Regions from separate parts of the Mus musculus genome. Here regions 2, 3 and 4 are each linked to region 1. A link is a loop called in an ENCODE intact Hi-C map of the cell type or tissue named here. Cell type or tissue: left cerebral cortex. All regions are shown on one strand.

Region 1 (8,000 bases):
ACCTCCATTGCACAGGAATGTGTGGGTCCTGACTGTCATTTAGCAGCTGTGTGTCTCTGCACAAAGCACTTAACCTCTCTGAGCCTCCAGCTTTTCACTGGGGCATAGTTTCATTAGATGTTATCCAAACTCTGCTCCTGATGTACCTTGGACTTTCAGAGGCGTGCTGAGGATGTATGTAGCTCAGGGGAAGAGTGCTTAGCTCACAGGCTTCATTCTGCGGCTGTAAGCTGCTCTCAAATGAGATCCAGTAACAAAATGTATGAATATTGGCCCTTACTAGGATACACCAAGGTTAGAAATCGCCTCAGGTCACGTTTAGTGTCAAAATGAGTTATGAAAATACCAAATCCAAGTTATCAAACCTTTGGAAGATTTACACAGTATTCAGGACATAGCAAGGAACCTGAGGAGATCGCTGGGCTCATCTGAACTTGGAGTGGGTAGAGAATAGTCCAGTTTCAAGGTAGAAGTGGACCCCTGGGTTCCCAGCCTCAAGGGCCTTGTGCTCCCTCATCTTGCCTCAGTCTGGGTGGAGCAATCAAGAACAATGCGGAGGGGCCACTCGAAACGCCCAGGCTGGCTATCCAGTGGCAGGAAGAAACTGGCTGTCCTGCCCAGGGTACTACAGCATTCACATTTGGTGGCAACTGCCCTAACGCCCATTCCCAAACTGCTCACAGCGTCAGAGGTCCGTCCACAGGGCATCGAAGCTGACCGGATTACAAGTTCGGGTCTTAGAGGATGGATCAGATAGATCATCATGGAAGTATGACCCCCACCTTCCTTAACAGTTCTTCCAGGGAATTGTTGCTGTACCCAGTTCCACAGCTGAGGGGAGCCTTCTGCTCCCCCAAGCCCTTAGGGGAGCCCCCTGGGCTGACCTCTTGCTACCCAGGGCTTGCAGGTTCTGACTCCTTACCCGTGGGGTGCTGCAGTCTGCCCCAGCGTGCACAGCCCTCTGCCTGGGCCTCCATGGTTTGGATATAAGGTGACAGGGTGCATGCTTACCTAAGCTCAAGGTCAGGTTAACAGAGGTGGGGTACTGCACCCCGAAGGCCATGGATGGGCTCTGCCACCAGGTGCTGTCATCGGGGCTGTGGAAGTCTGTGAGGTAGGAGGCGTCGTGGCGTCGTCCGGGGTCAGCATCGTCGCAGCGCTGGCACTGTAGCCCAGCCCCTGGTGCCCCCACGTGTGGACAGAAGTCCTCCGGGGGCCGTCCGCACGTGTGGGAGGCCTCGGCGCGTCGGCCGAACGCCGCGTTCTCGAACTCAGGCAGACAGCGCTGTGCGCGTCCCACACCGTCGTAGCAAGAGCCCATGTCCGCGCCTGCCGCGAAGTGTGTCTCCTGAATCACCAGCGCCATCGATGCCACCGTTGCCAGGAGGGACAGGACCCTGGATACAGCCATGGTCCTCGCCCCGCTCTGCACTGCTCCGGGATCCACTCTACGCTGCGGTCTGCGCTTAGCCCCTCTGCGCTCCACTGGCCCCTGGAGTCCTCCCCTGCAGGCGGAACCCGACGGCATCTGAGGGCGGGACCCATGCAGGCGACACCCCACCATCCGAGCTCCGTCCCTTCGTGCTCACCCCCACCTGCTGGACGTGCCTGGGAGTGCCTGCTTGTTCTGGCTGGGTCGTGGACTCGGGAACTGTGAACCTGGCTCCACAGTCCTCCCTGCAAAATGGTCTCGGTAGAGACACCAAGTTATTCTGCTAATGCGGCTCTTCTATGGAAGCTCTGCACTTGTGTACCTTCCTGAGCTGAAAGGCAAGACAAGCGCAGGTCTTCACCTGACAGAATGACCTTTGGCAGTTTTCCTCCGTACCTGTCCAGTGTTCTCTGTCAAAAGTGTTGCGCTCCTGGCGTCTCCTCCCAAAGCAGATATTGTCACCTGGGATTTATCAAAAGGCTTCCTCTTATCAACAGAGGCCTCCCCTTCTCTCCACCAAACTAATGTCCTTCCCAAGGCACCTTCTGGCCCTTGTAGACAGTAAAACAAAATGATCCCATGGGAGCGGGACACCGTCAGATTCCCACAGCCACGGTTGGATAGATCCAGTAAGACTCCAACCCTGCATGAAAGTTATGATCAGGGTTAAGGAAGTGGTTCTCTTGGGGTCTGGCATGGGTAGTCAGGGGTACAGGGCAAATTGTGGTAGGGAGCCTTGTGCTAGCCCCCTCTGGGGCCTCCTTCCTTACACTGCTAGCTAGATACAGGATCACAAGGACACCTTGAGAGGAGGACAAAGGCAAGTTTGGGATGAAAATGGACTCCTGTTGCTGTGGACGCGGACCACCAAGGAGGCCCATGTTCTTTGCCTCTGTCTGCAGAGCAGACTCCTGCACCCCTAATATCTCTTAATCAAGGGCTCAGCTTGGGTGAGGTCCTTAGATACTGTCTCAATTCAACCTACAAGGCTTCTATTGATTTCCTTGAGAGACTGAGTAGGCGAGAGACCCACACTGCACAACACAGAAGCCATTAGTCACATGATATCTGGGCCCCTTCTGTATCACCCATGGGGCTGTGGCAGAGCCCACACCTTGTCTCACTAAGACTGCCCCCGAATCTTCTCCTTCTATCTGCCTTTGCAGCCAGGGTCCCTGGAGCTAGCTTCTGTCCTTCTGGACGAATATTCTGGTATACATGAGGTCCCAGAGAAAGAAGGTTTCTCTACATATTTCACTTCTATAGCCTGTGTTGAGATCCCTGTGTGCTAACCATAGCCCTAATGGTGCACGCATGTGCACACGAGCACACACACACACACACACACACACCTCTGCTGCAGTCAGCACCAGCTGTACTGTAGTGACAGTGGCTTCCCTGGGAACAGTGTTCTGTGTGGCAGCCTCTGAGGTCCCTCCAACCTTCCACTGAGCACATACAACAGAAATTTCTAAGCATCGGGGCAATATGTGCTGCTCAACTCCCAGATCATTGAAAATAATCACTATAGCGAAGCCAAGAGCTGCTAAGAAATAGCTCCAGGACCCTGCAAGGCTGGCTAGTCTGGGCTCTGGCGAGCAGGGCCTCTGTCCGTCCTCTCTGTGCTTGGGCAGGATGCAAAGGTCTCACAGCCCAATAAGAGGGATGGTGCTTGTCACATCATAGCTACTAATGATGGGCTGACCAGCCAGCCACAGCAGCTGGCATACCAAAGTGGGGACTTAGGAGAGGGAGCCGTGACCAGTTCCACATGGTCAGGGTAGGCTTCCTAAAAGAGGTTAAGTTGGGCAGAATGATCAAGGAAAGACGATCACAGAGGTGTTGTACATTTGTCAAGGCCAGGAGGCTAGCAAGCCGGCCATCATGTTGGCATGCAGGGCAGGGGCTGGTGATGGGGCTTGGGTGGTAGCAGTCCCATGGCATGAACTTGTCTTTGTCCTGTACAGGGCTTCAGGCTGAGTACTGTCAAGGGGCAGGAGCCGGATGTGTTTCACTCTGGTATCCTCAAGATCTGCACCCTGCAGCAGCCAGGGCATGTTTGTGGGGTACACAGAACTCCAGGCTGGTTTTGGGTCCCGGGCTGGAAGTGATGGCCTCTTTCAGGACCTGCTGGATGGCCACCAAACGGGCCAGCATTCCTGAACGTCTGTCTTTCCTTGGCTGGTGATCTCAGTGGAGGTTTCAGTGGTGCCTCAGGTTCCCTGCTTTGCTTTTCTCTAAGTCTCTAAGTCTCTAAGGTGTTCCATGTCAACCACCTGGTGGCGACATTGGCTGCAGTACAGGGACAGGCCTCTCTTGCCTCCTAGAAGGCAAAAATGTGGTGGCCCGTGGTTGCACTGCTGTGTGGAATTGACCAGCAACCAGCCAAGAAGCCAGACGGAGATGGGAATGGAGTCCAGGGCCGGTTGCCTGTCTCAGCTCCACAAACTGTTCCCTTGACTCTCTACCAGACCTGTCCCTTGCCACCTAGGGACAGCATGCCAGATTAGGCTATATAATCTGGTGGATTGGCAGACTCCAGGGGAGTCTCAGAGACAAGAGTGACTCCCAGGAGCACACAGCTGGAGGCCGGCAGAGTCAAGTCTCCAATCGCCTCCGGGATGGCAGCCATCTTGTATTTGCTCTCCAGGACAGACACCGTCAATCCTGGGGAGTCTCTTCCCAGGCAGAAGGGTGGGTGCTCAGAGTTCAGGCTCCGGGAGAGCCCCAGTGGAGGGGAAGTGCATCAGGTGGCTTTCACCCATCCCTCCTGTGAGGGCTTTGTGGCTGAGTCTTAGGATCCAAGGTAAAGTCTTTGAGGTCTGGCTCTAGCTGCACAAAGCGGGGAAACGGCCCTTAGCGGGGAAGTGGCTTGCTTAGGACACGTCAGGGCAGTAAGAGACCAAGTAAGAAGACCAACCATTGTATGGTTGTTTCTTCTTAGGAGAGGGTTTGGGGAGGGCACAGAATCCTGAGTGCCTCCAAGACACAGGGATATATGTGCACCCCCAAAGTCTTAGGACTTTCTAGATATGGGGGACAAAATGGCAATTTAACTGTACCAGCTGGAAAGGGATTGGTGGGACAGCTAAGGACTGCCCATGTGCAATGCTGGACCTTGAGAGGGCGTGGCCACCTGTCCGTCAAGGAGCCTGTGCTCCTCCCATTTCACCGAATTCAGGATTCACTCACACATTCAACCCTCTTGAGACGAGGGGTCTACCCTGGGCTATTCTGGGGTCTACCCTGGGCCATTCTGTTAAAATGAGGCTTAAAAGGGCCACACTATGGCTCAGTAGTGGAGTACCTGCTGAGAATGTGCAAGGCCCAGGGTTCCAACACTACAGGAAAAGACAAGGCAAGAGGAGGGGCTGAGGAGGGCCTACCACTCTGGCCCAGTGTCTGTCCCCTGAAGCCAGGACCCCAGTAGTGTATCCCCAAACCCACAGGAGCTCCAGACCACATGGCCTATCTCCCTCTAACCTGAAGCTTTGAGGCCCAATCTCTGAGCCCTGCATGACAGTTCCTGCTTTGAGGAGTGGAAGCCTCCTACCCCGAGTGCATGCACCCCTGAGGGGACCATGCAGGTACTGGCTTCTCAGTGCACTGTCACAAGGTCTGCTGGCTCTGTATCCCAGCTTCTCCAGGAGAGTTTTGTTTGGGATCCCTGTGAGAACAGCAACCTGGGAGGGAAAGGGATAGTGAGGACAGAGCTTCCGTACCTTAAAGAGCAAGAGATGGGAAGGGACAAAAAGATGGGGTGCAGAGAGCAAGAAAGGCGAGGCTGGGCTGGCAAGGGGACAGCATGAAGCCAGTGGAGCCTTGCTCTAGGCAAGGGCAGCAATAGTGAGCACATGGTAGAACACAGAATAGCACAGGGTAGACCCTCCCCATCCCTAGAGGGTTAAGGGGGGGGACTTAGGTGTTTGTACAGGGTTCAGGCCCTCTGTTTGGGCTCCCCTCCCAAAGCCCACCTACCAAGGGTTAAAACCTTCCAGGCAAGGAGGGGGGAGCAAAGCCTGCGTTGTTCTGATTTGCTTAATGAACGTTAATTAAGGAGACAGAAGATAGCTGATTCTTCCAGGACAGAGATGAAAGACCCGTTAATTAAATCTAGGGAGCTGCTGGAGCTGCTGATCCTTCCTGACAGGGCTCAGCCTGCTGGGGCTCGGGGTCCAGTACCCCAGAGGAGACCATGCTCCTCAGCCCAGCCTAGGCTTCTGTCCTGGATGCCTAGGGAGGAGGTCAGGGCTGAGCCCTGACACACTGAGGCCCTTTGGGTGGAGCCATACCTCAGTTTCCCTTCTTGAACAATGAATGCTGTGCTCAGCTCCAAGCCTATGTATGGTTACCCACATGCCTGTGCCTCAGTTTTCCCTTCTGTTAAGTAGGGTACCACTTGCTATGCATGTAGCTTCAAGAGCAGGGGGAAAGAATTGGACTTAGGGTCTGCCATGGGCTTAGATGTGGGAGGAGCCCTACAAGGCCCCACCTTGCTGGGCAGCAGCGAACCCAGGAGCATCCTGCAGGGTTGCTGCAGGGTCAGGGTCGGCCTTTCTGCTCTGCTCTGAGGCATTCACTCCTCCATGACCACTTGCTCTGTGCTCACCCAAGGGCCAGGGCTGCCACAGTGCAGGAGGCATGGACTGTCAGTGACTTCATTAACTTCCCTGGAAAATCAGGGCAACAGGGAGACATGGCCTAGGAAGCAAGCACAGATTCAATGGTTATGTGTCTGCTCCTGAGCCTGAAGGAGTTCCCAGGGAGGCACAAGGCAGGGCAATCAGGGAAGTTCCTGTAGGAGGTAGCATCCTAGAAGAGATGGGATGAGGACGGTAACATAGAGAGGGAGGGGTCGGACAGAGTGGAGTGGACAGGATCCTTCAGCTGTCACCTCTGGAAGCATCTCACTGCAGGGAGCTAACACTGTCAGACAGGCAGAGGGACAGGACTGTCCTGGGGGCATGTCACCACTCAGCCCAGCAAATGTCTCAGTTGTTCTGTTGCACTCAGCCACCTCCCTCCCGAAATGTGGGATGAGTCAGCTTGGGGGTCCAGAGAGATGAGAAAGGTACTCCTGAAGATGCAGTCTGGATGCAGCGGTCCAAGGGCCGAGTGCGGTGGAAGTATCCTATCACTTGGAGGACCTGGAGAATAACACAGTAATTTAACTATGAGTTATGTGTCAATTCCATCAGTCAGGGTGAAGAGGAGGTGCCAGGCCTGGTCTAGAGAGGTCAAGGAAGGCTTCCTGGAGGAGGTGAAGTCTCCATTGAGGCCCAGAGAAGGTGGGAGGATTGGGGAAGAGCATCCAGGCAGAGGGAACAGCCATGTAAGAGGCTCAGACGTCAGAGAGAAATGAAGGGGAGTTGTGAGAGGCTAGTGAGGTATGAAGCAGAAAGTGGGCAGTGCACAAGTGCCCAGAGGAAAGCAAGGGGTGTGGGGCTGAGAACTGCCTTCCTGACGGCTCAGGAAGCCAGGTGGTGTGGAATGGCCACACCAATGCAAAGGTGAGCTGATAAGATGCTCCCTGGCTGCTACGAGCAGGGGGAGAAGCTAGGTACTCACTCCTCACAAACCAGGAGTGGGCTAGGAATCTAGTAAAGACTGGTGGCCTAGGCAGGGCAGGTAGGGACCAAGGGAGCAGTGCGGCCCGAGCACGGAGGTGCGAGGTGTCCGTGGTAGGAAGGGAAGTGGAAGCATGCATGCATATGTGTGTGTGTGTGTGTGTGTGTGTGTGTGTGTGTGTGTGTTCCTGACTGCTGCCTGGGAGGGGTTGTGGGCCCAATACTGAGATGCAGGTTAGTAGCAAGGAACACACACGGCCTAGAGAAGACAGAGCAGAGAGCATTTGTGAGAAGTGTCTAGAAGCTGCTCTGTGTGTTCTTGGGCAAGTTTGCATCCGTCTTTGGGCCCCAGAGTTCCTAGCTATCTGCTGAAGGATCCTCTGAGGCTGGGTTAGGGGCAGCTTTGGGATCCAGGCTGAGACCCAGCTCCTCACTGGTCTTCTAGAAAAGACTGTGGGTCTGACACATTCTAGGGAAGGTATACATGAGGTGCTCAATTAATCACACAAGATAAAGAACAGTGAATGGATGAACCTTTGCGAGAACAGAAAGCTGGCCCCATGCTGGGAGAAAGAAAGAAGCAGGCAAGGTGGCTCCCACCGCCCACGGTGGGGTTTTCCCCAGAGACCCTGGCCCTTCAAAGGGGAAGTGAAGGCCAAGGGCAAGGGGGGCGGGGAGCTGGCAAGCGCTTGACGGAAGTGATATAGAGCCGCCTCTGCCTTCACGTGGCTTTATTTTGAAAACGTGAACTTTACAAATGTCAGAGGAAAGGCGAGCTCCGGTCTGGGACTGCGCCGGGAACCGCTTAGCATTTGCATGGCTTTGCTAATGGGTCTCTTCTGGGTGGTGGGAAATTTATGTCCTGCCTGCTGGGGCCCCTGCTGAAGGCTAAGGCCAGGGGACATACAAAATAAAACAGTGTGGCTGCCAGATCTGAGTTCTCCTGCAGGCGGCAAGCAGAGATGGGTAGCAATGGAAGCAGGTGCGCTGTGCTGTTGAAA
Region 2 (8,000 bases), 98 kb after region 1:
GCAGAAGGGAAGTTCAGATGCATGAGATCTGTTTAGCAAGGAAGTGCCTAGGAGGGAAGACAGCTTCAAGGGCTAAGGCAGTGACAACCTCCCCTCAGTCTAGGCCACTGCCTCTGATGAGCACTGGATACACTGCCCTTGAGAGGCTCAAGGAGTCTTGTCCTGGTGATGTGAAGACTCCTGTGGGGCAAATTCTCACCCAGGGCTCATGTTGTGAACAGCTGCCCCCAAGCTGACGGAGCAATTGTGGGAGGCTGTGGAACCCTCAGGAGCTAGGGCTTGCTTGGGAGGAGTTCTCATTACAGGCAGGTCTCGAAAGGTCAGACCCAGTCTCTGGTTCTCTTCCTGGGCTACAATCATGGGAACAACTGTGTCACACACTCCTGCCACCAAAGAACAGCCGCTCTGCCATGCTTTCTGCAGTGGTGGACTGAAAGCTTTGACACCATGAGCCAAGTTGGATCTTTTCTCCCTTCAGATGTTCCTGTCAGGTATCCTGTCTGGCCCAGTGAGTCAATGGGCCATAGGTCAGAGTGGCCTGGTATTGCTGTGGACCTTCTGTGGGGTCTTAGAACTATTTTTACAAGTACTGTTTGCTTCCTGACCCAACACCCTTAACATTAAAAGAGGAAACAGTGTGAAGAATCTGAAATGCAGCTGGCTTGAGAGATCCACTTTCCAGAGTGCCTCACAGGTCAGATAGACCCTGAGCTACTTAGTTATGCACTGCCATGAGCACCTAATGAAGCAATCATCACTGACTAGGGGGTCAATCACCCAGATTCTAAATCAGTCTTACCAGCAGCTCTCTGAGCACGCAGAGAACCATCTGTGTAGGTCACACAACACAGGGCCAGAGATGGACCCTTTCCAGGCTGAGTCTGAAGGGCTGTGGTCTGTACTCCTCGGCCTCCTTAAACCTAAGCCACTGTTGCTTTGAATCAACTCCCACAAGCAGGAAGCAGCAACAGTGAGTGGCAGGGTCTCCCTAGCTGCAAGAACAAGGCTCTGGAGGCAAGGACAGTAGGCCACATGTGGTGTCTGCAGGGAGTCTGCCTGTGTGGTACGGAAGAGGTTTCATGAAAATCAGCTTCCCTGGGCAGAGAGCCTCATCAGACCTCATGCTAAGTGTGCTTTTGTTCTTGGTGCTTTTCCGCTTTGGTCAGCCACAATGAGAAGCAAATCACGACCAGAGCCAGCGTGATGACGTGTTATCACCAAACATGGGTTCTAAAAGACTATGGAGATGCTGTCTACTGTTCTTTAACAGCATGGGCTGCTCTCATGTACCACAGCATGCGGCTGCTGCTGCCCAGCTGTGCGGAGGACATTCATCCCATGCCGCCCACCACTGGCTGCTGGGCTCTTCAAGTCTCTTCTGTTCCTCAGCTTCCCAAAAGCGAGTCTGGCTCTAGTGTGCAGCACTCTGAAGTACCCGGTGACACACCATGGATACCTGCCAGAGCCAGGAGCCAATGCTGCACAATACAACTGGCTTTGACACAACTGCTCTCCAGTGATACTGTCTAACATCTAAACCTTTCTGTTCTATAGCAGTGCACCTCACAGGCTCATCATCAGAAATCTCAGCTGTTGTGGAGCCACGTACCCTGATCCAGAAGACCAATGATCTCAAGGCAGAATTATTTAAAAGCATCTTCTTGCTTTGACTGCAGATCCCCACCGCCTCTCACACATGTACTCACACCCTGTGCAATCATTCCTTCCTGTCTATCTGCATGTCTGTCTCCATCACACACACACACACACACACACACACACACACACACACACATCGCCTATGGGGCAATTGTGGGGTCTTTTTCCTTTCACAAAAAAGTGTGAGTTTGTCTCCCCCTGCTGGAATTAGACATGATTCAATTAATCATTTAAACTGTAACCTAATGTTTTTAAATATCGAAATTTAAAAGACAAACTAAAAGACCAGGGAGCTGGAGAGGTGGCTCAGCAGTTAAGAGCACTGACTGCTCCTCCAGAGGTTCTGAGTTCAATTCCCTGCAGCCACATGGTGGCTCACAGCCTTCTGTAATGGGATCTGATGGCCTCTTCTATCATGCAGGTAAGAGCACTCATAATATACAAACAAATCTTTAAAAAACAAAAACAGCCGGGCATGGTGGCGCACACCTTTAATCCCAGCACTCAGGAGGCAGAGGCAGGCAGATTTCTGAGTTTGAGGCCAGTCTGGTCTACAAAGTGAGTTCCAAGACAGCCAGGGCTATACAGAGAAACCCTGTCTCGAAAAAACAAAACAAAACAAAACAAAACACACAAAAAAACCCCAAACAAGCTCCTCGTTGTAATCTGTGAGGTCCTGAGGTCCCTCTGCTTATTTTTTAACTCATGGCGTCCTTCTGAAGACATTTTCCTTTTACACAGTCAAACAGAACTGTGAAGGCTCAGGTGGAAGAAACACTGGGAGGATTTTCCTTTCTCTCCTTAGTCCTCGTGCTTATGCTTGTCGGGAAAAGAAGGCTCAACCGCTCCCTTCACGGGGCCTGCATGGCTCCATCCTTGTGGGAGACAGCAGGAACTTTGAGTCAGTGCTATAGGGAGGCTAAGAGGATGGCTTGTCAGTTATGCTGACCTGGCTTTGCTGCTGTGTGAGACCCTGGCAACTTAATGACCTACAACCCTCACCCCACTCTTCTGTGAATCTTTCTTTTCTTCTGTCTTTCCTTTTATAGGCAAGGGCTCACGTGATGACCTCAAACTCCTGCTCCCCCTGCCTCCACCCTCCAAGAGATGAGATTCCAGCTGTAGACCATGCTAGTGATCAAATCCCAGGCTCTGTGCATACTAGACAAGTACTGTGAGCCAGGCCACATCCTCAGCCTCTAGACTTGTTTTCAGTGACTGGCCAGCAGGGATTGGGGACACACTCCAATTGCAGTGGCTGTTACCTCTGGCCGTAGGGATGGAACAAGCACATGGCTCTTTTGGAAGGTTTTCTAATGAATACTGTCTTCTCACGGGCACTGGGAAGCGAGTGCCTTACACAAGCAGGCCATGCGCCCCCTGCTGGCTAAGGATGGGAGGAAGCAATGCTCTGGGAGGTCGTTGAAGGCCAGCAGGACTCTCTTGAGAGGAGTTTCACAGCAAGGGGAGTCCACGAAGCAGTCTTTCTAAACCTGTGGGTTGCAATCCCTTTGGAGTCACATATCAAATATCCTGCATATCAGATATTTACACTTTATAACAATAGCGAAATTACAGCTTTGAAGTAGCAATGAAGTAACTGTATATGGGGTCACCACAGCGTGAGGAACTGTGTTGAGGACTGCAGCATTAGGAAGGCTGAGAACCACTGACACACAGGATGTGGAGGAAGGTTTTCCTAAGGGGCAGAACTGAGGCTTATGTTTATTTTCATGGGGTCTGAGAGGTAAGACTGTAAAGGAGGGAGATGGTGAAGAGCTGGGCTTGGGAGCTGGGTGCCTGGGTTTGAGTCCTGGTTCAGGGCTCCAGCACCCACAGCTTTAGTGCCGATGCCTTAGTGCTCGCGCGTCTCTCAGTACCACGAGTGAAGGAGCTGCTGTATCGACCTGTACATCGCACACTCAGAGCACTAGGCTACACTAACTCAGCAACTGACCATTTCTGTAAGTTGTGTGGTTCTCAACTCTGCCAAGGAGGTCAAGAGCCAAAATCCTTTACGCCTCTCACTGAGAAATGGATAGCAGACGGCAGAGCCTCACTCCTGCAGGGCTAGGCCGCGTGGGGGCAGTTTATTTAGCAAGCTGCATGTGTGTGTGTTGAGTTAACACACCTCCAGAGTGAGTGCCCTGCCCTGTTCTGGTCAGGTGCCATGCAGGATTACCTACGTACCCACCCAACAGACCCTAGTGCTCTTTACCAACCATGGTGCATACACTAAGGAGGTTCTCAGAAACTTGCTGAGGTCTTAAGAGAAAACACCAGAACAGATCCTCCTCTGGAGGACTTCCTGCTATGCACAGCTGCAGCACTGCCCGTCAATGGGGCCTTCCAGCTGTGTAACCCCCACCTTCTTTAATGTCCTGATTTTTACATATATTTGTTTGTGCTGTGTGAAGAGTGTGTGTCATGGCACACGTGTGGTGGGAATCAGATCTCTCTTACCATGTGGGTTAAGAGAGCCCTGGAGGTGTCAGGCTCAGACTTTACCTACTGAGTGGCCTTGCTGCCCTCTCTTGAAGGGTTTCAAACAATCCTCCCCTCCTTGCTGAATCTTAGACGCCCAATGCTTTCCAAAGTCTGGCTGTGTTTGTAAATCCCTGTCAGCAGCACCTCGCCCTCCAAGCACTGCGGCCTGGTGTACAGGGGATCAGCAGCACTTTAACCCTCTGCTCTGCTAAACTCATGGCACCCTGAGTGCCTACCTCTCAGTGGCTCCTCCTCCTCCTCCTCAGTTAGGGCTTCCTAGTGTCTCTCCTGACCTCTGCCCTTCCTCACAGCAGTGCTTCACACCGTTCTATCCAGTGCAGTCAACACTGGCTCCTCCCCGCACAGGAGAGCCTGGCACCACCCTGACCCCCTATGCTGCCATCATCAGGGATTTGTCCATGTCTGTCCAATGTGGGCACCCAGGACTGAGCCTGTTTGGCAAACACATGTGAAGAACTCATGACATTTTAAAAAGCTGAATTTGGAAAATGCCCAAGAGTCCCCCAGGCAATCCCCCCTCTGCCCCTCTCCTCCCCCTGCGCTGCTCTGCCACGGAGCCAAAGGAAGGAAAATGCTCAATATGATGACTGGAAGCTGCTTTTCATTCTGTAATGCAGCCTTGCTCTAAACAGTTATTATGGCAATTAAAAGTCCCAGCCTCTATTTTCCTGTCTCTTATTGGCAGAGCCGGGGCTGACAGATGTATTGGACGGCTGAGCTGAGACACAAGTACACAGTCAGTGGAGAGCAGGTTATCAGAGTCCATCCAAGACATGCGCAAGCAAGCAATATAGTGCAACACTAGGGGGCACTCTCATCACAGGAACAAGCTCGGATCATGTATCTTCAAGGAGGAACATGAACCACCTGCAAACACGACACGTGGGTCAACAGTGGAGAAGTGTGTGGCCCTGTGATTCAAGGAAGGCCACAGCCTAGTGACACGCAGGACTTGCTTCTGTTTGCATGTGAGAGAACCAAAGCACGCCAGGACGCCACACACCTGCCTTTCCTATCAGCCCACAGAAGTCCACATGGGACTCGGCTCAGGATTCTCCTCCAGTTCAGCCTCTGTGCCTCCTTCTCTCAGCTCCCACAGGGATGCAGCCTCCATGTCACCCAACAAGAACAGAAGGCAGGCTTTGAAAGAGCACAGCTACAGAACAAGTGTCCTCTAATAACTAGCCTTTCCCGATCCTCAGCACTGGGCAGTGCTCACCATCTGCAAAGCCACAGATGGAAGACACTCAGCCTCACACAGAGCCAATGCCGAGGAGGCCTGAGGCGCTGCCGAGCCACAGCAGACACACCCCCTTACCCACCTTCAAGGTCTTCACGGCCACAGTGAGGCTGTACTTCTTCCAAACGCCCTCGTACACCTCCCCGTACTGGCCTCCACCCAACTTGTGCTTCATGGTGATGTCGGTGCGCTCCATTTCCCACTTGTCGTAGTTGGGGGACACACCGTAGATAGTGGGCTTGTTGCGCTTGGGAGCTGGGTAGTGGAGTGTGGTGATGAGGCCATCAGCCACCGTGGAGTGATGGTGAACTAACTCAGCCAGAGTGTTGAAGCGGCTCTCGGAGGACACGTACAGCTGAGGAAGAAGAGGGAACAGTCCTTATTCACAGAGCTAAACCCTAGGGGGAAAGAAAGGCTTTACACACTGTTTAGAGTCTCCTGTAGCAGCTTCTTCTAGCAGGGGTAGAACTCAAAAGCCCCAGGGCATAGATAGTGCTAAACCCTACCCAGCATTCCCCTCCTTAATCTCCAATTTATTACTTTTAATTAATTTTTAAATGATTTTTGTTTTATGAGTATGGTAATCACATGCATGCATGTGCACCATGCGCATGCCTGGTGCTCTTGGAGGCCAGGATAAGTAACTAGAGTTACAGAGAGTGGTGTGAGCCATCATGTGGGTGCTGGGATTAGAACTGGGAGTCTCTGGAAGAGCAGTAGCCAGTGCTCTTAATCTTAACCCTGTAGAGACATCTTTCTAGTCCCTACCCTCCAATTAAATGTTTTCCCTCAGTGTCCAGTATGAGGCTACCACCAGGGTGGAGGACAGTGTGGCTCCATACCCAGCCACGTTTCGGTCAGCACCTTGCAGGCCAGGAGCCAGCATAGCCTTTTCCAACATGGGACACAGGAAGATGAGGTAGGAGTACTTTCAGGCTTCTCTGAGCTACAGCACTGGGGCAGCAGTGGCAGAAAGCACTCCATGGGAGTGCAGCCACCTTTGTTCCCTCCTGCTGCTGCTGCTGCTGCTGCTGCTGCTGCTGCTGCTGCTGCTGCTGCTGCTGCGCTATGGGAAAGAACTGCTCCATGCACATCTACACAGACAGCTGGGCTCTGGGCACAGCAAGCACTAAACCTGACTTGCCCCAGCAGCAAATTCACAGTGGGGGCTGTGGGGGTGCTGGACTCTGTGAGAGCTGATACTTGGTAAGACAGGGTCAGGCTGTGACTACAAAGGTGACATCTGGATAGCACAGAGGGAGGCAGGAGGAAGCCCAAGATATACATAGGCTGTATATTATGCTGGGCACCGCTGTCTGACGGCCGGTATGCATGGCCTCCAGGCAGCAGTGTGGTGTGCTGGGGAAGCTTTAAATGGTGTGGTCTCAGGAGCGGTTAAGGCCTTCCTGGGAGTCCAGAGTTCTCCTGCTCCAGAGTACAAGGGGGGGTTACAAAGGGGTCAGCCCGGCCCTTCTGTCCCTCTCCAATGAGAAGCCTGTTCCTGTCCTCATCAGCTGACTGACTACTACACTAATCCACTGCTCCTGGGCCAAGGACCTGTACCACGCTGCTTCAATTTTCAGTTTTCCCCACCAAGAGCTAAATAAAACTGTTTCTGTGAATTAGCTGCTTCGGGTTATTTCACTGTGGCAATCAAATACAGACACAATTATTTTCTATGGCTTACAAAGGAGATAACCACAAGGGGGTAGCAAGCTCCCTTCTCTGCTTGTCCAGAAGATATACACACATTTTTTTTAAACTCAGGCAAGCCAAATTTGAATCTATAATTCTACTAAAATAAAAGTCCAGGACAACCAAGCTTTGCCTAGACGTGTTCCTCACCCTTGTGTGACAACTGTGGTCTCTGTGTGAGAAGCTGCCTCTGAGCACAGAACCCTCCAGGCTGAAGAAGCCCCTCTCACCTCAGAGCACCTAGAGAGGCTGTATGAACCGTTCTGGAGCCACAGGAAGTTAGACTAGGACATGAGCTGGTGAAGGAAGGGGTGAGGTGGCCCCACCATAAACTTGAGACCCACACAATGTTGCCCACAGCCCTCCCCTCAATGCTGATCGCAGACACAGTGTACTCTGTACAGTTTCGGGGGACAGCTCCCCATCTCTGCCACTCCCCAGAGAGCTATAACTGAGCTCATTCTCCAACCTAAAATTTACATGGCATCATTCAATATTACAGCCGGCTGCCCTCAGGTACACTGTGGCTCCATCCCGGCCATGTTCCTAGAGTCACACGTCCACTCTGGCGGCTGCCTTCTGCCTGCTCTAGTTTTTTGAGCAGAACTTCAGTGATAATCAGGATGAGCAAGGGGATTTCACGGTGTGTTCAGAGAAGCAGGGGAAGCTAGTACCCTACGGGACTTGTTCTGTGCCATGCTTGCTCCACAAGCATACAGCATGGCCATCCAGGGCTCTGCCTCTTCCTGTTCATGAAGAAACCCCCATACCGACTCTCCTTGGTGCCAAGCCATGGGCACATGCCATCTGTGCTTAAGAACTGAACCCAGGTCTTCCGAGCTGTTCACAGACCCTCTCGGAACCCTTTTGTTCCCACCCTGTTGCAGCTCCTTCCTCA
Region 3 (8,000 bases), 69 kb after region 1:
TTTCAATTTTTGTATGTGTGTGTGGGGTGATATGGATGCAGGTAGGCATGTACGTTTGTGTGTGTGTGTGTGTGTGTGTGTGTGTGTGTGTGTGTGTGTGTGCCAGAGGTTGACCTCAGGTGTCTGTCATTCCTCAGGCACTGTTTACCATGCTTTTAAATTTCATTTATTTGTTCTTTTGTGTGTGTGTGTGTTTAAGATTTATTTATTTTATGTATATGAGTACACTATCGTTGTCTTCAGACACACCAGAAGAGGGCATCAGATCCCATTACAGATGGTTGTGAGTCACAATGTGGTTGCTGGGAATTGAACTCAGGCCCCTGGAAGAACAGCCAGTGCTCTTAACCACTGAGCTATCTTTCCAGACCTCATTTTTTGTGTTTTTAATTTAATTTTATTTGTTGCCATTTATTGGGGGGGGGGGGGAATGTGTGCTTGCGCTATGGTTTGAGTGTGGAGATCAGGGGACAACTTAGGAAAGTTAGTTCTCTCCACTATGTTGAGGACTGAACTTAGGCTGTCAGGCTTGGCAGCAAGCACTTTTACCCACTGAGCCATCTAGCCAGCCCCAGTGCCAGGTACCTGAAAGGTGTGCCCAGAGCCTAGGACTGTTAACCCCAACTGTGGCATGCTGACTGTAGGTCTTTGGATCTCAGTGACCGTGTAGTAATGGGAAAAGGCATCTCCCAGCATCCCCTGGGGCTGTCTCCATCATACACCATTCCTGGGAAATGCAATCTGTCCCAGCTAAGGCCTGGAGTAGAATAGGGGTCTGGGTCCTTCTGCCTGGGTTCAAATCCCAGCTCCGCTGCTCGCCAGCTGTGTGATCTGACCAGGTGACTGCACCTCTCTGAGCCTTCCTTCTCCCACCCATACAGTGGGGCATTGTTATGCCCACCTCCCTGCGTCCTTGTCCAGCAGCAGCTAGTCCTGGGTCGAGTATGGTGGCATTGGTCACAGGCTGTGCTGCCTGATTGGTCACCATACAGGAGGTGCTCAGACTGGTCCCTGACTTCCAGGTGCCAGCTGTTGTCATTGTCACTTGCTGCCTGAGCATCTGTCTATCAGCCCTGCACAGGTGTGCAAGCCACACCCTGAGAGGGGAGAGTAGCTTGCCTTGATAGCACTAGCCCTGGGAGAATAGACCAGGCAGGGAGGCAGGGTGCAGTGGGATTGCCTGCTCTTGGGTGAACCCCACAGCCTCCAGGTCTTTGGCTGAACTGAGTCAGCAGCTCCGAGAGGGGCTGAAGGGGGGACAGGGATCCTGGGGTGATCTGTTGATTGCCTGGCAAAGAATATTGGGGCTGAGCAGGGAGGGTCCACAAAGCTCTCGAGCACACAATAACCCAAATACTAGCCTTCGGGAAGGGACTGATGGAACACTATAGGCGTGTGAACCTGCGAAGCGTTTAATTAAATGCCCTCTTAATCAAGGGTTGATCCTGATGGAAGGGAAGTGCCCTATTTGTGTGAGACCCTGAGATGGCCCAAGGGCCAGAGAGCAGGAGAGTGGGAGAGAGGAAGTGGGTAGGCAGCAGGAGTGTGCAGAACCAGGCCCGGGGATGGCAGGAGATGCTGGCACTGCCTTGGTTCTATGAACTGAGAAGTATTTATTGAGCGCTTGCCATGCCTGGTCCCACTGTGCCCACTGGGGTCGCAACAAACACTGACTGTAGAGTTGTGTTTGGGAAACTAGGCTGACTGGGAAATCCATAAGGAGCCAGGGAGAACCAGAATGGTGAATGTTAAGAAGGAGGAGGTCCCTGGGTCAGCACGGGAGAGCAGCCACCTTCCCAAGGCTGAAACAGAAAGGCAAACAGGCCATATAAAAAGACAGGCATGGAAAACACCACAAGATGGCTCAGAGGCTGGGCTCAGCCACCTGTGCCACCACCCATCTGAACTGCAAATTCCAGCGCTCTCTCTACCAGCTGTCACCTCAAAATGCATACATTTGGGGGACTGTGGAGATGGCTCAGTCAATAAAGAACCTCACTGTGGATCCTCATACCATGTTAAAAAAACAAAAACCCCCAAAACTAAGTTCAATGTCATTCAGTGTACCTGCACCACACGTCCTGGTGCTGAGGAGGTAGAGATGGGGTTACGGGATCCCTGGGGCCCACTGGCTAGGCAGCTTAGCTGAATCAATGAGCCCCAGGTTCAGTGAGAGACCCTGCCTCAAAAAATAAGGTGGAGAGGATGAAGGAAGACTCCTGAGATTGACAGGTACATGGGACGCCATCACCAATCAGACATGACCAATAAGCCTCTAGTTTCCTGCCCAGATCCCTCCTACAGGGAGAAGGGAAGTGGCCCAGAGAGCAGGGCAGCACACACTTAGCAGTTGTCCCAGCTCCTGTCTGGGTGGGTGAAGGGTATCCACCCCCTCCCATCCCTTGACTTCATCCATCTTCCTCCCCTCCCCCACCCTCAGGGCTCAAGCGGATTCACGCCCTGACCACACAAGCAGCATACGAGCTTCACGTGGACCTAGAAGACTTTGACAACGGCACCGCCTATGCCCACTACGGGAGTTTTGGTGTGGGCTTGTTCTCTGTGGACCCCGAGGAGGATGGGTACCCACTCACGGTGGCTGACTACTCCGGCACCGCAGGTGAGGATCCAGTGCAGCAGGGAGAGCTGGCCTGGCCAGTCAAAGCCTTCTGCTCTCTGCAGTCAGGATCTAGGTCACAAGTCTCACCGGGTCCTCACTCCTGCAATGCTATGGGGCCTGGGAGGTTTACCCATTTCACAGAGTGAAGAGCTGGGCCCAGAACTGGAGCCTGGAGGTCTCCGGGGTTGGCTTCTGTGGGGCCAGTAAGTTGTAGATGAGTTCTCTGGGCTCATCTCAGATAAAGGAATGGGTGAGTCAGAAAGCTGGGAGGAGGTTAGAGACAGCCTGGGCACAGGTTTGAGGGGTGGTGTGTGCATTCGCACACCCAAACTCATGTGGCTGGTGGACAGTGTTTGGGGGCCTATGCATGCTTCTGCCCGGGTGTCTGGCCAGGTGCCCACCGCTGTGTGCACATGCCACATGCAGGTGACTCCCTCCTGAAGCACAGTGGCATGAGGTTTACCACCAAGGACCGGGACAGCGACCACTCGGAGAACAACTGTGCCGCCTTCTACCGAGGAGCCTGGTGGTACCGCAACTGTCACACATCCAACCTCAATGGCCAGTACCTGCGTGGTGCACACGCCTCCTACGCAGACGGCGTCGAGTGGTCCTCTTGGACGGGATGGCAGTATTCACTCAAGTTCTCGGAGATGAAGATCCGGCCGGTCCGTGAGGACCGCTAGACTGGCCCACTGCCCAGTGCCAGCGTCCTCTGGTTATGTCTAGTCCCTACACATCTCATCCCATGCCCACTGCTGCAAGAACATGCTCTGCCCACCTGTGCATGGCTGGTCTGCTCTTTAGTAGGGATGGCCCAGGGTCAGCCCTGAAACTCAGCTTCCTGAGCCAGTGACACTCCTTCCCCAACCAGGTCCCTGTCTATCAAGTGACATGCTCTTTGGTTCCTACCAGCGGAGCTGGCACCTGGCAACCCCAAATCCCACCTGCCCAGGCTTTGGTCCCTGTGCTTTGTCTGCTGCATCCTGGTAAGGCAGCATCTCCCATTCTTCCTGGCTTGGCAAAAACATCCAGAATTGGGGGCAGGCAGCACCTTGGTCCCCTCCATCAGATCAAAGTGGAAGGCTCAGACCTTCTCACCTCTGACACCTGTCTGCCCTAACCCCAATCCCTCAGGGCCTGGAGACCCTACCTCTTATCAGAGGACCTTGTGCAGCTGCCACAGCTCTCTCTCATTTGTGGCCAACTGGGCCGTGGCACAGCTGTCTACAAAGCCCCAAGGCCAAGACCAGACCCCTAGGCCACCCTTCCCTGGGTCTCCACAGACCTGGGGGTTTTTATTCTTCTGGTTGCTTTCAGAGCTCATCTGCTCTTTCCCACCTCAAACAAGGTCCACCTGCCCTCCTGCAGAGCACCCATGGGTCCTGCCCCACATCATCTGCCTGTGGGGCAAGGGTGGGACTGGCCTAAGCCAGTGAGGACCTCCTGGGGTGAGGCTGTGCCAGGCTTTTGTGTTCTGCCGACCTCCATGGACTGACTCTAGGATCTTCTCAGAAGCCAGCCAGCCCTGGGACTCAGCATGGCCCAAGACTACCATCTCTGCAGAGAGACTGCCCCCTGCTGGCTATCACGGACACTGCCATCAGGGTCTAACAGGTGGGGTGGGGTGGAGGGGAGGGCAGGAGACAGAGCCCTCAAACAGGTTGGACATCTGGACATTTCCTTGTCCAGCCTTCTCAACACCTGCACGGGTGATCCCGCAGGAAGGCAGGCTGCAGCCCCGCCCTCAGCTACCTGCTTGGCAGCTGAGATGCTCTTCTGAAAGCCTGACAGGGGCTTTAAAAGAACTGGATGGTAAGATGGCAATGGTGACCTCCTCTGTCTGGAGGCAGAGGCCCATGCCTTTCCTTTCTGCCAGACTTGTACCAAAGCCTGAAGCCACCGATGAACTGTGTGACCTGCTCAGTCCCTCACATTGGGCCTCGGGTCTTCAGCAAGGATCTGTAGCACCTGTGAGAGTCAAAGCCGTCCTAGGTGCTGGACAGGACTGGTTATGGTCCCGCGCTGGTGGCACGAAACATGAGTAGAGTAGCCAAGGTTCTGATGGGACAAGGGATACATAGGAAAGTCCCCTCCCATTCCCTCTCTGTCCCTGACACCTGGCACCTAGCTTCATTGCAGAGGTGTGTGGGAGCTTAAACACATCCTGGCAGACACTACCCACCCCCGAGGCTGGTGCTAAAGTGGCTTCTGTTGCCAGCTGCCGCTGTAAGCGCTGCTCAGAAGTGCCAAGCGCTTTCTGATGTGGTATCAAACAAACTCCGTCGAGTGAAGCAACAGATTCACACATGCAAGTGTGGGACAGGAGGGCTGTGGGCCAGGGCTGGGCTGCAGAATGCAGGAGCTGAAGCTCAGCCCATCAGGGCAGCTGGTGAAGGGTGACATGCATCCCTGTCTGGTCACATTGGAAATGACAGCCCTTCAGCCCAGCCACTGCCCCAGGGACACCAAGCTCTCTCCCAAGCCAGGCTAGTACTCTAGGGGGTGTGGTTTTGTCAAACGCTGGCCGAGTGGGCAGGAGTTAGTAGGGAGAGACCAGGTCAACAGTCCTTCACCTTCCTGGTGTGCACCCTCCAAGGGCAGGCGGGAGCACTGTCCCTGGGAGCACTATTCCTGCACACTGGGCCACAGCCTCCAGCCCTGGCTTTCATTCACTGGTCTGATGTCTGTGTAGGTGGCTGCCACCTGTGATCAGTGACCACGGGAAGCAGGAATGCTGGGAAGTTTGGGGGGCAGGACAGGTCCACTAAGAAGACATAATGTCAGTGGGCTGTGGTCCCTGATACCCCAGACCTACTTTGGTTTGTCAATGGAATGACTAACCAGGGTGAGTCTATGAAGTCACCTGGCAGAGCCACACTGCTTATCTTCTTGGGAAGAGTCTCCACATCTCACACGAGGGTCTTGGCACTGTGGCTGTCTCTACTTTGCAAAGCATCGAAAATCTTTCCAAGCCTAGGTTGGCTTTGTGGATTCTACCAAAGGCCTCATAGCTGGGTACACCTGGGTCGTGCCAGTGGCCACCTAGACAGCATGCAGGGAGCAGACAGTGCCTTGGGTCCCCTGCAAACCTGGGCTGGTGAGTGACCAGTTAGAGCTGTGAGCCTCTCCTGTGGCATTAGTGGCTCGTGCGTGTGGGACACTAGTGTTTGTAGGTGGGAGTGTCATCTCCAGCTCCTGGCTCTTCCCTGCCCCTCATCTGTGTCACCCCAAGCCTCCAGGTGGAGAACGAGCCATCTGTGGCCATGGTCACTGCAGGACTTGGCCCACAACCAGCACTTCTAGAAGATAGCAGGGCCTTGGATAACCAGAAAGTCTATGAGCAACAGATGCCGTCCTCAAGATGACTTGACTCTGAGGTGGGAGATATGTATGAGCTAGGCCCACAGCTGCCCTGAGCCCTGTGATCTAAGGAGCAACATGCCAGCAGAAGTCTCATGGAACCCAGAAGTGTGATGAAGCAACATGGACCCAAAGTGCCCGGGGGCCTCTCAAAGCCTCATTCCTTCATCTGCCTTTGGCGCAGGTTGCCCGAGGTTCTGGTGGCCCAGCAACTGCAGGGATCCATAAATCCAGAGGCCAGGATTCAGGCTCAGTGGCTGTGAGTGGGGGTCCGACCTGAGGCTAGCTGTGCCAAGCAGAGCAGGTGTGCATGCTGTCAGATACAATGGGGCCCTGGGGCTGGAAGCAGCTCTGAGGGTCAGTGCAGCACCCCATGGGCAAACAGTGGGCCTAGTTGCTACTTGGGGCTGTGTGCACCCGGTGTCTTGTGTACCCTTGTCTTCAATAAAGTCTCGTGGTGACCCAGCACCAGCCTTCACGTGTAGTCCTGCACTGCTTCATGTTACAGCAGAGCGAGGCAGGTACCCAGTGCCCTGGGACTGCTTTGCCCTCCTCTCCAGATGGCTTTGTGCTCGCTCTTTGTGTCTGGCTAGGCAGAGCCAGGTAAGCCCCGGCAGCCGGGCAAGGTCAGGCCAGCCTTCTGCAGAGGCTGCATCTAGCGGGGCTTCTGTTCTGGAGTCTAGGACTCATGGCTTCACCTCGCCTGGCTCTGTGTATCCCACGGGTGTCTTTGTGGTGATGAACTGTCCCTATAGGGAATGAGTCCTGGGGTTCTGAGGAGTCGACACTCTGAGGAACTAATAAACAGTCATTTATTTCTAATCGATGCTTCAACTTGAAGCTCAAGTTATTCCATGAAAGGTAGGGTTGACTGAGTGCCCACACTGCAGAGAGAACAGGGGCGGAACCCCCCGCCCCCTACCCCGGCATGGGGGCAGTGAGGGAGGGATCACCACTCCTGTACTGTGGGAGTGTCCTGAGGCCATGTCCACAGGACACCAGTTCTCAGACTCTTTCCCAAGATTCTCAGTGTCCTGTCCTCTAGGCAGCTCACTCTGGGTCATGGGGCTGGAGGGATGGGGGTGGGGTGCAGGGGAGGCACAGGTAGAGATGCTGGGGACAGGACTCCAGAGCCAGGCCCTCAGAAATCCAAGGTGATTGTGTCTGTTTCTGTCGGAGCACTCTCGCCTGTGTGGGGGCCTTGTCCAGCTAGCCTGCTCCCTGACACTGCTAAGCCCTGGCCATGATGATTCCCTCAGCTGAACTGCTCTGTCTGTGGCTTCAAGAGCCAGCTGGATGGGTCTCACCGACCCAATCTCACAGAACTCTCTAGAACTATCAAGGGGCTTGAGGACGAGCCATCTACAGGGTGTAGGACTGAGGGAAGAAATCTCCCTGGGGTTCTGTGAGGAGACTGGGGAGACCCCAGTGGTGGTGAACATTTATGAGAAGGGTGTGTTCTTCATGACTTGAGGAGTGTTGTGACATCATCAATTTCAGAGGTTCGGGGCTGATGGAGATCATAGCCATATGGTGTTCCAAGCTGGGTCCTATTCTGGGGGGGGGGGGGGATCATTCAGATGAAACCAGGAACCTGCAAGGGCACAGCCCAGACTGGCTGTCATGAATATACCCTTTCTCACCCAGTCTCAGCCCTCCCTCACACCATGAGAAACACAGATGGGTCCAGAAGCCAGGCTGCAAGGAAGCCTGGACAGGCTGCATGGAGCCCTGTGCCCTCAGGACTGCAACTCAGAGAGCCTTGGAACCTCCTGGAAAGCTACCCCCCACCCCAATTCCTCCTGTAACACTGCTTCCTTCTTTGCTCAGCCTCTAACCTTGACAAGGCCCATCCTGCTCGATGACATCAGAAACACCCTCAACTCCAGACTCCACGCTGGCCTGGACAGCAGCTGCTGGCAAGGTCCCCCATCATGGCGGACAGTAGCTGAAGACACTGGGGCTCAAGGATCAGAGGGACAGATGCAGGCAGGAACCCAGGAGTGTGCCTGAAAAG
Region 4 (8,000 bases), 200 kb after region 1:
TCTGAGCTCAAGGTGAGAGATGAGGAAGCGCCCGCCCCTTCTTCTTTGTCATTGGTCTTCGATAACCAGTGATAACCCTCACCACCATCCAGTTAGCCAGTGAGCGCGAGAGCCGACAGTTAGCAGCGATCGGTGGTGCCACGAGGAATGCTGGGACTTGTAGTCCCGGCGCCCATAGGCTGCTCGCAGAGGCCCAAGCCTCCAGCTCCCATAGCTACAGAGAACTGGCCCCGCCTGCTGGGAGACGGTGGACTCTGGTCAGCCGAAGTCTTCACTGCTCTAGTAGCTAGACCGCAGGAGATTCAGAGACAGGGGAAAACTACGGATTGGAGTTTTCCAGAACCGGAGTTGGATTACTTCTTTGAGTTTCGTTAGGGGAGAAACTTTGGCTCGATCCTAGAAATCAAGATGACCGGTGCGTTATCTCCTCTTCACTAGGGAAAGCCCCAAATATGGGAACCTGGAAAGAAGTATTGAGAGAGTGATCCTTTGGGATAGGAGGTTGAAGAAACAGCATTTGTTCAGTGTGCCAGGCGAGATCGTGCATTCGTGTATGATTGTTTTATTATGAATCCTTTCACAGGTGAGACACGTGTCCTCCTAAAACTCAAGGTAAGTCGAAATTTGTCCAGGTTATCAGACCTCAAAAGTCTGAGAAACTACCCCACACCTGGAGAGTTCATCCTCTGGTCCCCTAGTTATCATTGTCCCTATTACTGGGACCGACCCATTTCTAAAGGGGCTCACTCATCACAGCACTCACACTATCCCTACTTTTACATTAAATGCTTTACCACATGCAATGCTGTTCCCACAACACAGATGGAGAAGCATTCATCGCTGTGGTTGAAGTGTCCTTTAAAAGTCACTACTTCTTGCTCTAAAGCATGGCTTTTCTACCGAAGCACTCAGTACCAAATAACTGTTCAACAAAGAAAATGGCATTTTGATTAGTAAAGAACAGTCATGTGGCTGAGTGATAGTGACCCACGCCTTTAATGCCAGCACTCGGGAGGCAGAGGCAGACGGATCTCCGTGAGTTCGATGCCAGCCTGGTCTATAGAGCAAGTTGCAGGACAGCCCGGACTACACTGTTATCAAAACAAAACAAAACAACAGAAACAAAAGTCACTTGAAATACTGTGAAGCAAATGAAAATTTGTGCCCAGATTTAGAACTGGAGTTTATAAATTCACTCACAGAATAATATGATTGTCACATTATTTGAATTGCAGTTTGGCTGTCCAGGTTTCTCTTAAATTGTACGGCCAGTCTTCAAATAGGTGTCCTGGCTTCTCTGATTATCTATCTATGCTCACCCTGATGACTGTAATTTTTCTTTTTTTTTTTCTTTTTTTAAAATATTTATTTATTTATTATATGTAAGTATACTGTAGTGTGTCTTCAGACACTCCAGAAGAGAGCATCAGATTTCGTTACAGATGGTTGTGAGCCACCATGTGGTTGCTGGGATTTGAACTCAGGACCTTTGGAAGAGCAGGCAGTGCTCTTAACCACTGAGCGATCTCACCAGCCCCCTATTTATTATGTGTATGTAAGTACACTGTAGCTGTCTTCAGACACACCAGTAGAGGGTGCCAGATGACATTACAGATGGTTGTAAGTCACCATGTGGTTGCTGGGATTTGAACTCAGGACCTTCATAAGAACAGTCAGTGCTCTTAACCGCTGAGCCATCTCTCCAGCCCCAATTTCTTTCTTTTGAATAGTCTATTTTTTAATTCCTGTCCCTGCTTTAACCATTTCCTTTCCCTACCCACATTTTTCATTCTCTGGTTGAACTTTAAATAAACAAGCAAATTGCAACTTTTAAAAAGATATTTTATTTATAAACATGTATGTGTACTTGACTGACTTTATGTGCACCACTATCATGTCTGTTGCTAACAGACTCTAAAGGGCATCAGAACCCCTGGATGAGACATAGTTATGAGCTGGACACCAAACCCAGATCATCCGCAAAAGCAGTAAGTGCTCCTGATTGAACCACCCTTCAGCACCTGGAACTGCAACTCTTCAATAACTATTTCTTGAACTAACATTACTCAGTTTGGGCTTTTGAGAGGATTTCCAGCCCAGGCTGCCCTTAATCTCTGAGAGTGCCCTTGCACTTCTGATCTCTCTGCAACCAGCTCACAAGGGCCGGGGTTACAGGTATGTTCTACCAAGCCTGGTGTAAGCCGTGCTAGGGATGGAACCTAGAGCCTCAAGAATGCCAGGCAAGTGCCCTACCAAAGTGGCTACACCACCATTCCTGGTAATGGGCACCCATTTCCTAAGCACCCGTTCCTGCTGCTGCTGCTGGCCTACAGCACTGAATAGTGCTTCTTACCCTGCGGGAATACAAAGGCAGAAGCAGGCAGTCGGTTGGCAAAAGAAGCAGTGATCCAAAGATCAGTTTGGGAGCTGCAGAGATGCTCAGCTGCTATAATGCACTGGCTGCTCCTCCAGATGACCCAGGTTTTAATTCCCAGCACCCACATGGTAACTTACAACCACATGTAACTCCAAGAGATCTGATGCCCTGCTGGCCTTGGAGGGGACCTGGCACACCATGTGGTACAGAGACATACAAGCAGACAAAATACCCATACACCCTTAGAAGACAATCAGTCTCAGTGCAGCAAACTACACTCCTGGGTCAGCAGGAGTTTCAGCTGTTCCACCCTGGGCTCACACCTGGCTTTGGCACCCTCTTAAAGCTGCATCCCGTCCTTCATTCAATTGCCTGGGACTCGTGTCAGTTTCTCCTCTAAATTGGCTTCCTCACCTAAAAGCAAGGGACATTGTTGCTTACTGTCCGGTATTCTTGAGATGAATTTGCCCTTGGTTTCCCAGCCTCAGGCGTGCCTCTCCCCTCACTGCAGGGCTGTGCAGAAGAACCCTTCTCCCATACCATCAGCGTTCAACCCCACTTTTCTTTCAGATAAGCTCCAAGCCCCACTTGTAATTTTCCTCCAAGAGAAGTACTTTTTTTTTTTTTTTTTTTTTTTTTTTTTTTTTTTTTTTTTTTTGGATTTGCTCTTTTTTGAGACAGGGTTTCTCTGTGTAGCTCTGGCTGTCCTGGAACTCATTCTGTAGACCAGGCTGGCCTCCAAATCAGAGATGTGCCTGCCTGCCGCTCTGGTGATGGGATCAAAGGTGTGCACTACTACCATCCAGCTTATCTGTTCCTCCTAAAGACTTATTTTTGACTGACTTGAGAGGCTTTCGGTGTGGACAGTCTACATCTCCTGGAAATCTGTCCCTGGGGTTTTTCTTTGGTCTCCTTCATTGTCTTGCCCAAAAGTTTAGCATATTCTGCAGCTAGACTCCTCCTCGTGTGTCTTAGTACTGTTTGTTTCTTCAGGCCAGCGCGTGGATGCTTATGCTGCAGGATAGTGAAGAACTGGCACTGAAGCTTGGCCTTCTGGTCCCGAGCTTCCTTCCTTCTTCATGGGTTTCTTTCTCTTTTTTTAAAGATTTATTATTTTACATATATATGTAAATACACTGTAGCTGTCTTCAGACACACCAAAAGAGGGTGTCAGATCTCTTTACAGATGGTTGTGAGCCACCAGGGCAAGCTGGAGAGGGCAAGTGCAAGTCTGTGTGGATGCCAATCTGAGTGTTTCAACTGGTTTCTGTAAGAAAAAGGGCATGAAAGAGACCCACGACTGACACATCCTGCTGCACCTTGGCTGGTGGGTCCAAAAGAGCTGTCAGAATCTGAAAGCTTTAGTCTCGAAAGAAGGTGGTTCCCACCACATTAGAAACCCATGGGCTGGAGAGATGGCTCAGTGGTTAAGAGCACTGCCTGACCTTCCGAAGTTCCTGAGTTCAAATCCCAGCAATCACATTGTGGCTCACAGCCATCTATTATGGGATCTGATGCCCTCTTCTGGTGTGTCTGAAAAGAGCTACACTATACCACATATAAGTCTTTAAAAAAAAATAAAATTATAAAATAAAAAAAAAAGGTATGAAGCTTGTGTTCACCATCCACTTCACTGAGTTTCTGATGACTGCTGGCTGGGAAGGATATATTCAGCCATCTTGACCAAGCTGACTGCCTAGGAGGCACCGTGACAAATAAGATACACTACTTTTTAACACTGGAAAACCTTTAAGGGTTCAAACTGCAGAATGCAGAGCGCAGCAGGTATCTGACAGGTTTTAGTTGGTTGGCTTAGTTTGGGTTTTTTGGGACAAGGTTTCTCTGGGTAACAACCCTGGCTGTCCTGGAACTCATCTTATAGACCAGGCTGTCCTGTGACTCATAAAAGGTCTGTCAGTCTCTGCCTCCCAGCAGTTCACCTCGGCTTTAAAGCAATGTTTGATGCATCTTGTACAGCTCATATAACTTTCATTAAAAGTTGTTCAATTCAATCTAATTTTATCCTTACTTTCATAAAGCAAAGCTCAGTAACAAAATTTCAGGTTTTTCTTACACCAACTGTAGTTAAGCTTGCCAGCAGTGCCCTCTGCTGGGCTATGAAAGCACATATCCAGTGAAGATGCTTTTGGGTTTCAGTGTCTTGCCAACAGCTTGGGAGAAACAGGTAAGGACAAAGAGACAGGCTCCCATTCCCAGCCCCGTAAGAGGTGGACAACTGCTGGGCAGTGGTGGCACATGTCTTTAATCCCAGCACTTGGGAGGCAGAGGCCAGGTGGATTTCTGAGTTTGAGGCCAGCCTAGTCTAAAAAGTGCCAGGACAGCCAGGGCTACACAAAGAAACCTTTCTCAAAAAAAAAAAAAAAAAAAAAGAGGTGGACAACCTGGAAACTTCTGAAATTTGAGAAAGGCAAACCCACCTGAAGTTGCAGACTCAGGGAATTCAGTTATCTGTGGATCCCTCAAACATGGGTTAAATTAAAAGTTGTCATCTATAACACTGTCTCAGAAACACACATATGCAAAGTTGTCTAGCGATGGTGCTATGATGATTAATCTTGATTGTAAATGTGATAGGATTTGAATCACCATGGAAACGGACCTCCAGACTGCTGTACTGTCAGCTTCTAGACTGGGGTGAGGTGGGAAGCAGCATCATCATTTCACTGGCTAGAGCTTGGGCTGGGTACAGAAGAGAAAGGCAAGCACAGGCATTCACCTGTTCCTGCTGTGGATACGATGTGACTTCACATGACAACTGCTATGTTAGATGAGTTAGCTCCTGTCACCAGGACAGACTGGGCAGCCCTAACTAGAGTGGGTAGATTATTGAAAATTGTAAAAACAAGCCAGGCAGTGGTGGCGCACGCTTTTAATCCCTGCACTTGGGAGGCAGAGGCAGGCAGATTTCTGAGTTCGAGGCCAGCCTGGTCTACAGAGTGAGTCCCAGGACAGCCAGGGCTACACGGAGAAACCCTGTGTGAAAAAACAAAACAAAACAAAACAAACAAAATATATATATATATATATAAAACAAAAAACAAAACAAACAAAAGCTAGGCACATCTTAATCCCAGCACCTAGAAGAGGAAGGTGAAAGGTGGTGAGTCTCTTGTGAGCTTGAGGCTAGCTTGGTTAGCATAGTGAGTTCCAGGACAGCCAGGGCTACATAGAAATAGCCTGTCTCCAAAAAAGAAATAAAAAACTAAAGATAGAAAGAAAGGAAGTTGGAAGGGGGACTTGTTGGAGGTCCAGGAAGAGTTGGGCCTGGAAAACTGGGGGGATGGACATGATCAAAATATACAGTACACATTTATGAAATTATTTTTTGTTGTTTGGGGCCTTTATTTATTTTGGGTTGATTGTTGTTTTTTGTTGGTTTTTTTTTTTTTGAAACAGGGTTTTTCTGTGTAGCCCTGGCTGTCTTGTAACCTGCTCTGTAGACCAGGCTGGCCTCAAACTCAGAGATCTGCCTGCCTCTGCCTCCAGAGTACTGAGATTAAAGGTGTACCACCACTCTCCAGCTGTTTTGGTTTTTTGAGACAGTCTCTATATAACCTTGGCTATGTAAACCAGGCTGGACTTAAACTCAAGAGATCCACCATACCCAGCATCCAAACAAATTTTTAGAATGTTAATTAACTGGGCCATTGCTCAGTGATGCCCTTGCCTAGTAGTATAAACAAGGCGCTAGGTTTCATCCCTAGCCTCAGTAAAAATGTTTTGAGCCAGTTTAATGGCTCATGGGTTAGAGTGATTACTGTCACGCCTGATGCCCCTGGGACCCACATGGCAGGCAAGAACGGATTCATCCAAGTTGTCCTGACTTCCATACACATGCACTCACACCAATGCACATAAATAAACATGAAAGAAAAACAATGTTAACTGAAGAAGTGTAACTCAGGGCACCATTATGGGTAATGTTTAGTGAGCCACTCTCTGTAGCCCAGCTTGGCCTCATCCCCTGCTTCTGTCCCCATATGGAATCACAGGCCGTGCTACCTACCATGCTGGCGAGGCCATTTTAAACTGTCAGAAGGAAAGCAAGCATGGAAACCTGCACTCTATGCCAAGGACTTGTATCCTGTCCCCTTTGAATCACTATTGAAAAGTTAATACATCACCATTTCAATTACACAGAACTTGGCTTTTCCCAACTCGTTTTTCTGTTTTCTCTCTCTCTTTTTTTTTTTCCTTCCTTTTTTTTCTTTTGTTTTTTTTCTCGAGACAAGGGTTTCTCTGTATAGTCCTGGCTGTCCTGGAACTCACTTTGTAGACCAGGTTGGCCTCGAACTCAGAAATCCGCCTGCCTCTGCCTCCCCAGTGCTGGCATGTGCCACCACGCCTGGCTCGTTTTTTTCTGTTTTCTTATCAGAGCATCAGAAACCACTATTTGCCCAGAATATTTATTCTCCGTCATCACCAGTGGCTCAGCTTTTTACAAACCACTCTCACAGGCGGGAAAAACACAAAAGGCCAGCCAGTTCCTGCTGGTGGACATGCTGAAGGAGGACCTGAGATGCTAAAGAAACAGCTCACACACAAGGGGAAGGAAGCCCAGGTAGAGGGTATGGATCCCTCGAACCTGTCAGCAGACGGAACACGCGGTGAGACTCCAACAAAGGCTGCTACCTCCCTTTATTCTCTTTTTTTTTTTTTTTTTTTTAAAGATTTATTTATTATATGTAAGTACACTGAAGCTGTCTTCAGACACTCCAGAAGAGGGCGCCAGATCTCGTAACGGATGGTTGTGAGCCACCATGTGGTTGCTGGGATTTGAACTCCTGACCTTCGGAAGAGCAGTCGGGTGCTCTTACCCACTGAGCCATCTCACCAGCCCTCCCTTTATTCTCATATCCACTTGACTCTGGCCTGACTCCACCACCTTCTCTCCAACCACACACTTGTGCATTAAAGGAGACAGAGCGGAAGTGGAAAGAGACCATTCTCGATGGCACTGCCATGTCTTTGTCTTTGGTTTTCTTTTTTCTGGGGTTAGGGTAAGGCTGGAAATGGAACTTGGGAACTTGCACATTTTAGGAAGTGGTCCACTCCTGAGATACATCCCCAGGTCACCATGTTTTCTACCAGGACAGTTTCATGGGGCATTACATTGTGTGGGGTGATTGGAAGTCATAAATTCTCCAAGTTATTCCAAGGTAAGTCAGCATCAGGCCGGGACACTGTGCTCTGAAAGACCTAAAACTACTGGGACCCAAGAGCCCAACCCACCATTACCTCCCCCTAGTTTTCTCTCAGAACAGAAAGACAGGCCTGGCTCTGCAGCCCCACTGCAGGTGAGGAATGTGTTTGTCAGATGCTCCTTGGGGACCACATGGCAGAGTTTTCACTCCCAAAACTGGCCCAGGGGGTGCCCAGTCCCATCCTTCAGCTCTCGGCCTCATCCCTCCTGGTCCAAAAGCCTCTGGCGTGTTTCCAGCATGATCTCCTCCATTACTTCCGGTTTTAAGATATCCTTGATCTGAAGAAAATAGGAAACGGTATTCGTTCATTCAGAAATACCCATCAAGTCAGCTAGAACGAGGGAATGAAGCCTGGCTAGTATACGCCTTCTGCATTATGCAATCCGACCAAGCAAGCA

The links. Peaks named below come from ENCODE experiments on the same cell type or tissue, not always from the same donor. Only the 100,000 strongest peaks of a DNase experiment are listed, where the experiment ranks them.
Region 2: it touches region 1 in a loop (9-fold over the local background); 5 of 42 quality-filtered maps call a loop at or near these places.
Region 3: it touches region 1 in a loop (6-fold over the local background); 22 of 42 quality-filtered maps call a loop at or near these places.
Region 4: it touches region 1 in a loop (3.0-fold over the local background); 9 of 42 quality-filtered maps call a loop at or near these places.

What each region holds. Positions count from the first base shown.
Region 1 is chr2:31,880,755-31,888,754 of GRCm38, reverse strand. Lamc3 (laminin gamma 3) reads right to left here and starts at 1,474. Exons shown (of 28, transcript NM_011836.4): 1 at 1,012-1,474. The coding sequence starts at 1,411. In left cerebral cortex, CTCF peaks have their summits at 1,597 (motif pointing left) and 3,704; a DNase peak (open chromatin) is centred at 3,712; H3K4me3 peaks cover 878 bases.
Region 2 is chr2:31,782,269-31,790,268 of GRCm38, reverse strand. Abl1 (c-abl oncogene 1, non-receptor tyrosine kinase) reads right to left here. Exons shown (of 11, transcript NM_009594.4): 4 at 5,490-5,762. Among named protein-coding and RNA genes, the nearest start is that of Qrfp, 24 kb to the left of the region's middle. In left cerebral cortex, CTCF peaks have their summits at 1,895 (motif pointing left), 3,042 (motif pointing left), 4,972 (motif pointing right) and 7,109 (motif pointing right); DNase peaks (open chromatin) are centred at 3,034, 4,978 and 7,069.
Region 3 is chr2:31,811,744-31,819,743 of GRCm38, reverse strand. Fibcd1 (fibrinogen C domain containing 1) reads left to right here. Exons shown (of 7, transcript NM_178887.4): 6 at 2,441-2,620; 7 at 3,047-6,454. The coding sequence ends at 3,306. Among named protein-coding and RNA genes, the nearest start is that of Qrfp, 5.2 kb to the right of the region's middle. In left cerebral cortex, a CTCF peak has its summit at 4,198 (motif pointing left); DNase peaks (open chromatin) are centred at 4,176 and 4,833.
Region 4 is chr2:31,680,370-31,688,369 of GRCm38, reverse strand. Exosc2 (exosome component 2) reads right to left here. Exons shown (of 9, transcript NM_144886.3): 9 at 7,018-7,880. The coding sequence ends at 7,800. It overlaps Gm13427 (predicted gene 13427), which reads left to right. Exons shown (of 4, transcript NR_153862.1): 1 at 1-12; 2 at 439-612; 3 at 6,856-7,005. It also overlaps a transcript of Abl1 not described here. Among named protein-coding and RNA genes, the nearest start is that of Gm13427, 4.1 kb to the left of the region's middle. In left cerebral cortex, CTCF peaks have their summits at 240, 1,572 (motif pointing right), 4,486 (motif pointing left) and 7,123 (motif pointing right); DNase peaks (open chromatin) are centred at 147 and 4,493; H3K4me3 peaks cover 594 bases; H3K27ac peaks cover 120 bases.